Regions from separate parts of the Homo sapiens genome. Here all the other regions are linked to region 3. A link is a contact called in ENCODE Hi-C or POLR2A ChIA-PET data. All regions are on one chromosome and are shown on one strand. The core of a region is the stretch at or near the end of the contact, and the rest is flanking DNA. Distances in the headings are between cores, read along the strand shown. Region 1 has its middle 7.3 kb from the start of BCAS1. Region 2 holds the start of VAPB (VAMP associated protein B and C). Region 3 holds the start of FAM210B (family with sequence similarity 210 member B).

The links. A loop is a pair of places that touch in the nucleus more often than their neighbours do. ChIA-PET counts read pairs that join two places held with the same protein, here RNA polymerase II (POLR2A). Pooled maps may share reads with other maps.
Region 1: a loop to region 3 is called in a pooled map, with 4 times the contacts of the local background. The contact joins the enhancer-like site here to the promoter of FAM210B in region 3. A Hi-C loop is called at or near these places in 2 of 50 pooled maps.
Region 2: a map of B cell shows a loop between it and region 3 (36-fold over the local background). The contact joins the promoter of VAPB here to the promoter of FAM210B in region 3. A Hi-C loop is called at or near these places in 1 of 168 maps with a recorded cell type or tissue (B cell) and 5 of 50 pooled maps. POLR2A ChIA-PET finds 5 or more read pairs at or near these places in 1 of 52 experiments (CD4-positive, alpha-beta T cell).

What each region holds. Positions count from the first base shown.
Region 1 is chr20:54,075,908-54,079,912 of GRCh38, reverse strand. No RefSeq gene overlaps it. Among named protein-coding and RNA genes, the nearest start is that of BCAS1, 7.3 kb to the right of the region's middle. RefSeq lists a silencer at 149-208. Within about 2 kb of position 1,497, at least 3 of the 41 ENCODE cell types and tissues checked have a DNase peak (open chromatin) inside an H3K27ac peak, as active enhancers do.
Region 2 is chr20:58,387,494-58,391,670 of GRCh38, reverse strand. It overlaps VAPB (VAMP associated protein B and C), which reads right to left and starts at 2,442. Exons shown (of 6, transcript NM_004738.5): 1 at 2,154-2,442. The coding sequence starts at 2,211. RefSeq lists silencers at 1,914-2,033, 2,294-2,733.
Region 3 is chr20:56,356,555-56,360,223 of GRCh38, reverse strand. It overlaps FAM210B (family with sequence similarity 210 member B), which reads right to left and starts at 1,250. Exons shown (of 3, transcript NM_080821.3): 1 at 1,033-1,250. The coding sequence starts at 1,218. RefSeq lists a silencer at 974-1,573.

The DNA of each region.
Region 1 (4,005 bases), core at 248-2,747, 2.3 Mb after region 3:
TGCCATATGTTGTTTTGGTTGAAGCACACAAAGCAACTCCAGCCTCTTGCAGGTCTGTAGCTGGAAAAGGGAGAAGTATTTGAACAGCCTTTTTGGGTAATTGCAGGTAGTTTCTACACCACCACCAAAACCTGGCAAGTGATAGTTGCTCAAAGTTGGTTGCAGTGTGGAATCTGAAACCTATCACTGAACTTCTTTTTTTTTTATTTTTATTTTTTTTGTTTTTTGGTTTTTTTTTAGATGGAGTCTCGCTCTGTCGCACAGGCTGGAGTGCAGTGGCGCGATCTAGGCTCACTGAAACCTCCGCCTCCCGGGTTCAAGCAATTCTCCTGCCTCAGCCTCCTGAGTAGCTGGGATTACAGGCGTGTGCCACCACTCCTGGCTAATTTTTGTATTTTTAGTAGAGACAGGGTTTCATCATGTTGGCCAGGCTGGTCTTGAACTCTTGACCTCAGGTGATCTGCCCGCCTCGGTTGGGATTACAGGCGTCAGCCACTGTGCCCTGCCTGTATTGACATTCTTGAGCTCAGAAAACTCAGATTATTGTTGGACTCCTTCTACTCTTCCCTCCTTACACTCACTTCCATTGCCTACTTCCCCCACAAGAACCTTAGTAGGTGAATATTATTATCCCCATTTTGCAGCTGAAGAATCTGAGGTTCAGAGAGAAGTAGGTTACTTGAGGACACAAGGCAAAGCCAAGAGTTCAGACCAGGTGAGCGGGGCTGACTCCAAGTTCAATGTTCTTTCCACAGCTTTCTTTGTCTGGCTTCTGTCCAGACTCTTAGAGTTTAGTTGTTATGTCACCACCTGTATTTTTTTAAATAAAGTTTTATTGAAACACAGCCACATCCATTTAAACTTTGCCTTTGACTGCTTTCACACTACAATGGCAGAATTGTAGTGTGAAACAGAGACCATTTGGCCCACAAAGCCTAAAATATTTGCTATCTGGATCTTTCCAGAAAAAGTTTGTTGACTCCTGACCTAAGCCAATTACAGCAATCCTACTACCCTTTGCAGGGACTGGTTTGCGAATGGGAGTGGTGAGATCCAGTTCTGACAAGTGAGGCATGAAGAGAAGTCGATTACTCTGTCTGAGGCCTTCTCAAAAGCTTTTTCTCCCAGAAGGAAAAAAAAAGTTTCTATTTTTTCTTTTCTTTCTTTCTTTTCTTTTTTTTTTTTTTTCAACAATATCTGGGAAGGAAAGGTCTTTTGTGTCTATCCCTGCTCCGTGCAGCTGAAGTTAGGGGGAGACTGTGGTTCTAGAGCTGAGGTGGTCTTCTTGCTTTGATGAGATGAATACCTGAGTCTGGCAGAGGAGAAAATCAGAAAGAACCTGAGTTTCAAAGACACTGTTGAGCGGCTGCACCAGCCCCGGAAGCACCTTCCTGTGGATTTCCTGTTAATTAAACCGGAAATGCTCTTTTGGTCTAAGCTGCTGTCCATCACGTTTCCTGCTACTTGTGGCTAAATGCATCCTCTGTGGCTTGCCTGCCACCATTCCCTTCCCTCTAGTCCACCCTCAGCAATGCCCCCAACTTAGGGATGGCAAATTTACCAAATACAAGTACAGCACACCCAGTTAAATTTGAATTTCAAGTATATTTGAATTTCAACAATAATGAATAATTGTTTTTGTATAAGTATGTCCAATATTGTACATGAAACATACTTATGCTATGCTTATGCAGTATTTGAGACATACTTAGAGTAAAAAAATTATTTATTGTTGAATCTGGAATTCAAATTTAACTGGACTTGTATTTTTTATTGTGATAGAATATAAGGAACATAAAATTTATCTTTTTAACCATTTTAAATATACGTCTTAGTGGTATTAGGCACATTCTAAATACTGTGCAACTATCACTATTATCCATTTCCAGAACTTTTTCATCTTCCCAAACTAAACTCTGTACCCGTTAAACAGTAAGTTCCCATTCCCCTTCTGTCAGCCCCTGACAACCAACATTCTATTTTCTTTCTCTATGAATTTAAGTCTTCTCATATAAGTGGAATTATACAATATTTTTCTTTTTGTGTCTGATTCATTTCACTTAGCATAGTGTCTTCAGGGTTCATCCGTGCTATAGCTGTGTCATAATTTCATTATTTTATCAAGCAACACTACCCCAAATTCCTCACAGTGTCAGTATATTTGGTGACCCTTCAGGATAAAGCCCAGACCCCTAGCATGATACCCAAGCTCTTTCCCTGGCCACATTCATAGCCTTATTCTCAATAAAAATAATACTAAGTATTGCAATAATATCCTATATTCCAACTACTGGGCACCTGCTGATCCCAGAGCGTATGATGTATTTCCCTGCCTCTTTTCTCTCTCTGGAATTTCTATCATCCATACTCCAAGCCTCCTATCCTTGCCAATTTTCAGCTTTCCAGAGGAAGTGCACCCCCTGCAAAGTGGCTACCAAACTTTCACCCATCCTTCTACCCCAGTGGTTCTCAACGGGAAAGCTTTTGCCCCCTAGGAGTCATTTGGCAATGTCCAGAGACATCTTTTCTCATGGCAACTGGAGACATGCTCCTGGCACCTATGGGTAGAGACCAGGAATGCTCCAAACACCCTACGATGCACAGGACAGCCCCTACAGCACCGAAGATCCAGCCCCACATGGCAGTAGTGCAGAGGTGGGGAGACCTTGCTCTGCCTCAACCACCACCCTTGGCTTCTTCCTTTCTATATTACTTTTTTTATACTCCAATAATACTAATAATGATGAAAAACAGCAGTTACCTTCTGCTGCTGTACATCACAAGTTATGTACCAGGCTGTGTGCTAGACATTTCCCATACATTAAACGTCCCATCCCTATTTGGCAGTGAGAAAACAGTTCCAGGGAGCTTAAGGAATTTGCCCACATTCACATGGCATAGCTGAAGCAGAGCTGAGATCTAAACCTAAGACTGATATGGCAGGTACCATATTGTATTCAACATGCCATGAGCCATTGAGGCAACATTGACGTTGGGCTGGCATTCAGGTAGGCACTTAGGTTACAAATATAAATAAGACACAATTTTCGCAATAAAAGAAGGGTGCCCCGAGGTCAAGAGATCAAGACCATTCTGGCCAACATGGTGAAACCCCATCTCTACTAAAAATACAAAAATTAGCTGGGCGTGGTGGTGCACACCTATAGTCCCAGCTACTCGGGAGGCTGAGGCAGGAGAATCGCTTGAACCCGGGAGGTAAAGGTTACAGTGAGCCAAGATTGCACCGCTGCACTCCAGCTTGGTGACAGAGCAAGACTCCGTCTCAAAAAAAAAAAGAGGGGTGCCCAATAGTGGTGACGAAAATTAATCTCTCTGAATATATGGCTGCATCATGGTTGTACACATCTCTGTAGACTCAATGATAGCCAATTACAGTAATAACCGGTATTTCTGGTTGAGCCCTTAGTGTTTGTCAGCATCTGGGCTTGGTGTTTTCATTCCTCATGCCATTTTATCTTCAAAACAATCCTCAGGAGAGATGTTATTGTTTCTATTTTAGAGTAAGAAGATTTTGCACAACTTGATTTTGCACATGCTTGATTTTGCACAGCACAGAAGTATGAGCCAGAGTTCAAACTGGGGTGTAATTCCAAGGCCTTCTCTTAACCACTGTGCTCATCACTGGCCCCCTCACAGAGGTCAGTAAACAGCATATCATGATGGAGAACATGGTTTGAATCAGGGGAAATGGCAGGTATGGTCTTTGCCGATGACAGCAGTAAACCCCCATCCTATCTCCAGGGACAGGGATAGAGGTGAATACAAAACTGTGTTCTGTTTATTGCATGATATTCTCACACTTCAACTAGATTAGGAGGATTAGACTCTCTCCATGCACTACACTGGATGCATTCTCCATGAGAAAGCATCCAACGTAGTTCTCAAAATGTTGTGTAAGTTTTAAAATATGACCTAAAGAATCAGAGATTTGAAACAGAGATGCATGGTCAAGTAATCCACATTCAATGCAGTTTGCATGGGGTT
Region 2 (4,177 bases), core at 1,193-3,692, 2.0 Mb before region 3:
TGTAATCCCAGCTACTCAAGAGGCTGAGGCAGGAGAATCACTTGAACCTGGGAGGCAGAGGCTGCAGTGAGATGGCGCCTCTGCACTCCAGCCTGGGTGACAGAGTGAGAACTCTATCTCAAAAAAAAAAAAACTACTAGTGGCATCCCAAAGGAGCCCAGTCATCTCAGTGTTTGTGCCTCTGTGCATGCAATTTCCTCTGTCTGAAATGTTCCCCACCCTTTCCTTCTTTGAGCCTTCTTCTACTCGACCTTTATAACTGAGCTCAAATGACACCTCTTTCAGGAGTTGACCTCCTCAATGCTCCTGGAGCACTCTGGACTACCCTACATCATTGTCCTGTCCTGGCTGTTATTCTCATCTGCCCCCTTCCCTAAAGTACTGGGAGGAGGTTGAGGGAAAATAGGAGAGTACAGCTGATATAACTTGGCTTCTCTGGGTATCTGACACACAGATCAGGTACTCAGTAAATGTTTGTGGACTAACCGAATGAACCCACCAATTATCAGGAGAAGCCAAGCCAGGCCTCCCAGATAGAGAAAGAACTTCAGACAACTCAAGTGGAAACTAAGGCTCACTATTTTCACTTTAGCTACCTGGACTTCTTTCCCAATCTGGCATCCCCAGAAGGCCATGAGAACATCATGAAAGCTCAAGTACTATCCTGGAATTACAATCCACGGTAGGTTTGGTGGGGTTTTTCGGTTTTTTCATTTTAATTGGAAAGCCTTTGGTTCTCTGTAAATTCAGAGTTATTTCACATTGTTAACTTGGAAGGCAAAGTGACAGCCACCGTTCTGGAGTATTTCCCAGCGATCAGACAGCAAAACGGTTAAGAGCGTGAACTCTGAAGTCTGGGTTCAAATGTACCATTTGCCAACTGGGTAACTTTGGGTAAGTTACCCTACACTACTTCCCAATAGGACATATAAACTGGAGAGCCTCTGGCCATTCATTCATTCATAAATACCAACTGAGCATCTACTGTGAGTCCGGTGCTAGCGATATAGTGGAGACCCGGCCTTCCAATCTAAAGTACGCTTCCATGGAGTCAGACTGTTCCATTTCCTACACAGCACTTAGCACTATCTGCAATGATCTTGTGTGTTGGTTTGTCTGTCCTCGTCGGAAGGTAAGCTCTGTGAGAGCAGAGGCCTTATCTGTCTTGTGCATCCATCACCTCCCCAGAGCCTCCCACATCACTGGATACACGCAAAAAGAAAGAATGAGCATGTCAGACAAGAACTTTTACCTCGTGGCCCTGGTGAAGGTAGGAAAAAAAAAAAAAAAACAAAAGTAACAACATAGAAAACATAAAGGCACAAATTACAGAGGTAATAGTATCTGGGAGAAACCAGGGTCATGGCTTCCCATCGCCGCAGGTGTTGCTCCAGACAGCTCTGCGGAGAAAAAGGATCCCAGCACCGTGGCAGCCTCCTTGCACCGCAACCAGGAGACAGCATGAGGGACGCAGTGAAAGGAAAATGGGCCCAATCCCATCAGAAGTCCTGAGGAGGTTCATTTGTTGGTTCAACATGTTCATCTGTTGGTTCAACAGGTATTTATTTACTAGGCGTATAATGTGTGCTGGGTACACAGCAGCGAACTGACAAGAGCCTGTCCTCATGCAGTTTCCCTTCTAGTATTGAAACAGTGATTTTGGGTATGAAAAGTGCCGTGCTGACCACGAAACAGTGACGGAATAGGGAATGACAGCAGGTGTGCACGGTGGCTGGGTGGTCACAGCAGGCCTCTCTGAGCAGCTGACACCTCAACTAAGCCCTGAGGTCAACACTGTCACGGAGCAGGGGAAGAAACTTCTAGGCAAAGGCAGCGGCGGAGGCTCACACTAGAGAGGATCACAAACTGGTAAGTTACAAAGTGACAAGTGCCTCGAAGGCAAGTCCCAGGAGGCTGGGGGTCGGGGAGGAGGCGCAGGCCCCGGCTCCCGCACCAGCCCTCTCGGGTCCCGGCCACTCCGGGCAGTTCTGGGGAGCGCGGCGAGCGCCAAGGCCCGGCCCGGCCTCGCCGCCCCCCGCGACAGCGCCGTCGGGGTGGGGACGAGGGCCGACGTCACCCGCCGCGCCGGGCTCCGTCCTTCCAGCACTGGGGCGGAGGCCGCGGGCAGGAAGGTGGCGGCCTCTGGGGCTTACCTCGGAATTTGAGCTCGTGCTGCGGCTCGAGGCTCAGGACCTGCTCCACCTTCGCCATGTTCCTTAGCGGCGGAGCACCTTTGGCGGGGAGACCCCTGAGAGGTCACCGGGGCGGGAAGCGTTAATGCTGCGCCCGCTTTAAGTTTTACAAAAAGGCGGGGACCGGTCGGGGCACGGGCGGGGGTCCTCTACCGGGTGGGCGCGCTGGGGGGGGGTCGGTCTACGCGGTGCAGGCGCAGGGGCGGAGGGCGAGGGCGAGGCCGCGGTGCCCGGCGAGCTGACGGCACGCACGCACGCACGCACGCACGCAGAGTCGTACACACGCACGCACGCAGCAGGCTGGCCCGCTCTGGCGGCGGGAAGCTGCGCCCTGCGCCGCCGGCTCCAGGGGCGGGGACTAAAGCTGCGCGCGTAGAGCCCCTTCCGGGACAGTGCGCAGGCGCGGCACAAGCCACGGGGGCGGGACTGCGGGGCAGTAAGGGGCGGGGCTTCGGGCCGCTCAGGAGGCGGGGTCTGTAGTCCAGCTACGACAGCCACCGCGGAAACTATTAAGGGCCCGCTGGGGGCCAGCTTCGTGTTAAGTGCTTTATTCAATAATAACAATTAGAATAAACTTCCACTTTTCTCTTGCTTATGTAGTGCCAGGCACTGTTAGAGACTTTGAATAATAGTGAAAGTACTTAGTATAAGTATAATGTTTATGGGTGAGTGATATGGGCTAGGCACTGTGACGTCTTGTAAATAATAATTATAAATATAATAAACTACCAATTATTGCTTATTTATTTTGTATCACTCTACTGAATGCTTCCAATAACAACAGCAACTACAATAAATACAAGCTACTCTACGTTAAATGTTTACTATGCAACTGGCACTGTGCTGAATTCTTTACTAGTAAATTCTATTTGTTTATGCAACAAATATTTAGAAATACAATGATCAGAAAAGCGAACCTGATTCCAATCCTTTTACTATAGCCTAGTGAAGAGACATCTTTTGAATAAATAACCACACACGTAAGTTAAATAATTAAAAATTGCTGGAGAATCCAGATCTGCTTGACCTCAAAAGTGGATACTCTACATCATGATTACCGTTTAAATTGTATTTCATTATATTATGTTTACTATGGAAGTTAAATAGGTGTTCTTAATAGTCTCCTATACATACCCATATAGGTGAGACAAATGTGGCAAATTGCTAGCAATGGCTGACTCTACATCGCAGGTATATGGTTTTCTTGTACTGTTTCTCCCACTTTGCTGTATACTTGAAATTTTTCATGATAAAAAGGTTTTTTAAAAGAATAGTCTTTGTATTTTAACTGGAGCATTTAGTCCATTTACATTTATTATATTTACTGATATATCTGGAATTATTTCTACCATTGTATTTTGTTATTTCTATTTGTCCTGCCTGGTTTTTTTCCCCTTTCCTTTCTTCTTTAGGGTTTATTTTTATTCTCATTCTGATTTTCTTCACCTGTATACTCTATTTCTAAGTTTTAGTGGTTACTTCAAACTTTTGGGCATGCATACTTACCTTGTGAAAGTCCAATATCTTTAAATATTTGTAAAAATGTCTTTACCCTGTTTCCTTAAAATATAAAGACTTTGGAGTACTTTAATCACCCATCCTCTAAATTATACACCTTAATGTAGTGTATGTTAAGTTTAACCTTTGCCACTGTAACCCCAAGAGACATTACTAAATTGTTTTATTCAGTCAACATTAGTTTAGATTCAGCCACACAATTACCATTTTTATCCACCTTTTCTTCTTGCATCTCAGCTTTCACCAACAGGATCACTCTCCTTTTGCCTGAGGTAAATCCTTTAAATTTTATTTTTTTGTAGCTTCGTTGGTGCAAATCCTCTCAGTTTCTGCTCATCTGCAAATGGATTCATTTTTGCCTTTTGTTGTTTTTATTTTATTTATTTATTTATTTGGAGATGAGGTCTTGCTCTGTTGCCCATGCTGGAGTGCAGTGGCATGATCGTGGCTCACTGCAACCTGTATCT
Region 3 (3,669 bases), core at 1-2,500:
ACTCTGGAGAGGATCCCCAAGACCTGTGTGCCACCTGTCGGACTGGAGAAGGCAAGGAAGGAAGTTGATCTGGGCAGGAGGCATGATGAAAGCCTGGGTCCAATCCCCATCCGCTCCTTACTGAAAAGCTAGGAAACGGTCAGGAGATGTTCGCTGGGCCGGCGGCACTCCGCTGAGGCCTGCACCAGCTCATGGAGTTGTCTCCCAAACTCTTGCTGGGAAGGTGCTATTTTTGGCCCTCTAAAGGTCAGAAAACAAGCTCAAAAGCCTTCAGGACTCGGTCTGAGGTCACCGGGCGATGAATGGAGGGGCCCTGTCTGCACCCAGGCAAACAAAGAGGCTCCAGACTGCCAGGCCGGATGCGCTCCGGGCTGGACGCCGGCTCCGCGTGTCTGGGCTTGCCATTCCTGGACCGCCAGACTTCATTTACTACTATTTTTATTTAAAAAGACTCACTTGGAAGAAAGTGATAGATTTCTTGAAAGGAAAGCTGGTATGACTGCTCTGAAGGAAAACCAGTTTTCACTTAGCACCAATGGAAAGTGACGGAAATGAAACATAACAAACAGCACTGTGGGTTTCTTGCCCGCGGCTTCCCTGAGGACGCCTGCTCTTCCACTCAGAAGAAAAGGGAGGAGCAGCGAGCGTCGGGAGGTGTTCAAAACACAGCGAGACCCAGCCAGAAGGCCTGGACAACAACTCCGCAGGCAACGTGTGGAAGTTCAGACCAAGTCAGTCGGCTGCGCCCCAGCCTGGCTGAGGCTCTGCAGACCCGGGGCTCGGCCGAAGACTGCGCGACCTTGGGCAGAGCGCCACACCTTCCCGAGCCTCAGTTTCTCTGGCTGTCAACTAGGAGGATCGCTTCCTTGGCTTGCAGGGATTTGGGGTTTCGGGGACCCTGGAAGAGCTCGGTCCCGGGCAGCTACAAGTGCAAAGGCGTCCTTGGCGGAGGCGGCCGGACCCCGGCGCGGCCCTGCGGACGTCTGGGGACCTGGACACCGCCCGGGATCAGGGTCGGGGTGGGGTGCTTACCTGGTGGCCGCGGCAGTCCCCGCGCGCCGTGCGGAGCAGCCGGGCGTCTAGCCTGGGCGGGAGCAGGGCCAGGGCCAGGGGCGGCGGGGCGCAGGGGGCGGTGGCGCCCAGGAGCCAGGTGGCGCGAGGCCGGACCCGGGCGCCCACCCTGCCTGCCGGACCCAGCAACGCCAGCAACCCGGCCATGGTGCGCAGCTAGGCGCAGCACCCGCGCCGCTGACCCGGGAGGCGGGCGGAGGCCGGGGAGGGTGGGCGGAGCTGACCCGGCGAGGGCCCTCCCCGGCCCCGCCCGCCGGCTTCGCCGCCGCGCGCGCGCGCTGGGCGGGACTGAGGAGGCCTGTGCACATCCCCTTGGCTCACCCGCTAGCTCCGCTCCTCGGGAGCCGGAGTCCAGGGCTGGTGGGCGGGGCTGAAGGAGCGCGCCCCGCCTCCTCTCCGCCCACCAGCCCCGCCCCTTTGGGGGTGGGTGCAGGTCTTTTCAGGGTCTTGGGCTTTCTAACTGTGGTGTGTAGTTGGCGGGTTTCCTTATTCTGCGGGCACAAAGGTGGGCGTAGGGCCGTGGCTTATGAGCTTTTCTCCCTGCAGAAATGGGTGAAATCTGAAAAAAAATTATAGATATGTTTACGTGTTAGCTCCAAAGAAGAAAATAAATATGAGAATTGATATTAGTACATGTTTAATAAAAAGTCCTCTGACCCTCATAGATTGTTGGCGTGAATGTAAAGCGAAAGATGGTGTGGCAGTTTCTTGAAAAGTTAGACATACACTAACCATACAACCCAGCAACTCCACTCCTCGGTAGCTTCTCAAGAGAAACAAAGGCTCGACACTCAAAGACTAAAATGTGAAGACACCAATGTTTGTAGAGATCTTATAAATATTAGTCAACAATTAGGAATGCCCATAAACTGGGACGTACTGTGGCACAAGTCTTCAATGGGACGCAATGCAACAATTAAAGGGAACAGACTACTGATACATGCACAACATAAATGAATCTCAAAGCTCTTATGCCAATTGAAAAAATCTAGGCACAAAAGTCACACACTGGAGGATTCCAGCTACATGAAGTGCCCAGAATAGGCAAAATCACAGAGACCTAAAACAGATCCGTGGTGGCCTAGGGCTGGGAGTGGGAAATGAGATTGACTGCCAAGGAGTGGGAGGAACGTCTTGGGGTGAGGGAAGGATCCTAAACCCAGATTGTAGGGATGGTGACAGCTGTGTAACTAAAACTCGTGGGACTGTACACTTAACATGGATGAATTTTATGCTGTGTAAATTATACTTCAATAAAGATGTTCTGGCTGGGTGGAATGGCTCATGCCTATAATCCAAGCACGTTGGGAGGCTGAGGTGGGAGGATTACTTGAGCTCAGGAGTTCAAGACCAGCCTGAGCAACATAGCGAAACCCTGTCACTACAAAAATAAAAATAAATTAGCCTGGTGTGGTGGCATGCACCTGTAGTCCCAACTACTCGGGAGGCTGACGCAGAATTGCTTGAGCTCAGGAGGTCCAGGTTTCAGGGAGCCACGATGGTGCTACTGCACTCCAGCCTGGGTGACAGAGCGAGACCCTGTCTCTCTAGAAAAAGAAAAAGAAATATATTTTACAAAAGATGTAATATTCTATTAGTCAACTGCAATTCAACTCAACCAAGCTCTTACACAGGCACAGAAATGATATTAAACACATATGCATTAAAAAATATTTATTACATAAGATGGAGTTATAGCTGTGAAAGTAACAGGGTCTGTTGGAGGGAGGTCCTAAAGTGCCCCTGGATGGGAATCCTTCCATTTAAGTGTCTGCAAGAAGCTGGGGAAGAGTGCTTAAGGGTGCAGATTGTCTGTCAGGTTGGCCCTAGAAGTCCAGCTGTGTGATTTGGAAGTAGTGACTCAACTTCTCTGAGCCTTGGTCTTTTCATGTGTAAAATGAAGATAATAATAGTTTCCCCCATGAGATTGTTGAGATAATTCTTTGACACAGTTCTTGGAAAGGGCTTCACTCAGTGCCTGGTGCACAGAGAGGGCACACACGTTAGCTGGGATGTTGTAGAGATGCCTTGCCTGAAGCCCCTCTGTCACCCGGTGACAGTGCCACCTCCAGATGGCATCTGATCTCGACTTCCTCATGGTTCCCATGATTTTCTTTCTTTTTTTTTTTTTTTTGGAGATGGAGTCTCGCTTTGTCGCCCAGGCTGGAGTGCAGTGGCGCGGTCTCAGCTCACTGCAACCTCAGCCTCCCGGGTTCATGCCATTCTCCTGCCTCAGCCTCCCAAGTAGCTGGGACTACAGGCGCCCGCCACCACGCCTGGCTAATTTTTTGTATTTTTAGTAGAGACGGGGTTTCACTATGTTAGCCAGGATGGTCTCGATCTCCTGACCTCGTGATCCTCCTGCCTCGGCCTCCCAAAGCGCCCGTGATTTTCTTGTCACCAGGCCTTCTTCATTCATTTAAGTTTCCTGCCCAGGCTTCATGGGCAGTTGAGTTTGTGATTCATGCTATATGCTTATTAGAGAAGAGAAAAAGGTAATTTTGTTTTTCCCTTTAAATTTGACAGTAAATATAATACTGTAATTATAGACTTTAGGTTCTTTTTTTCTTCTTCTAAAAGTGAAGAAACTTTTGCTTT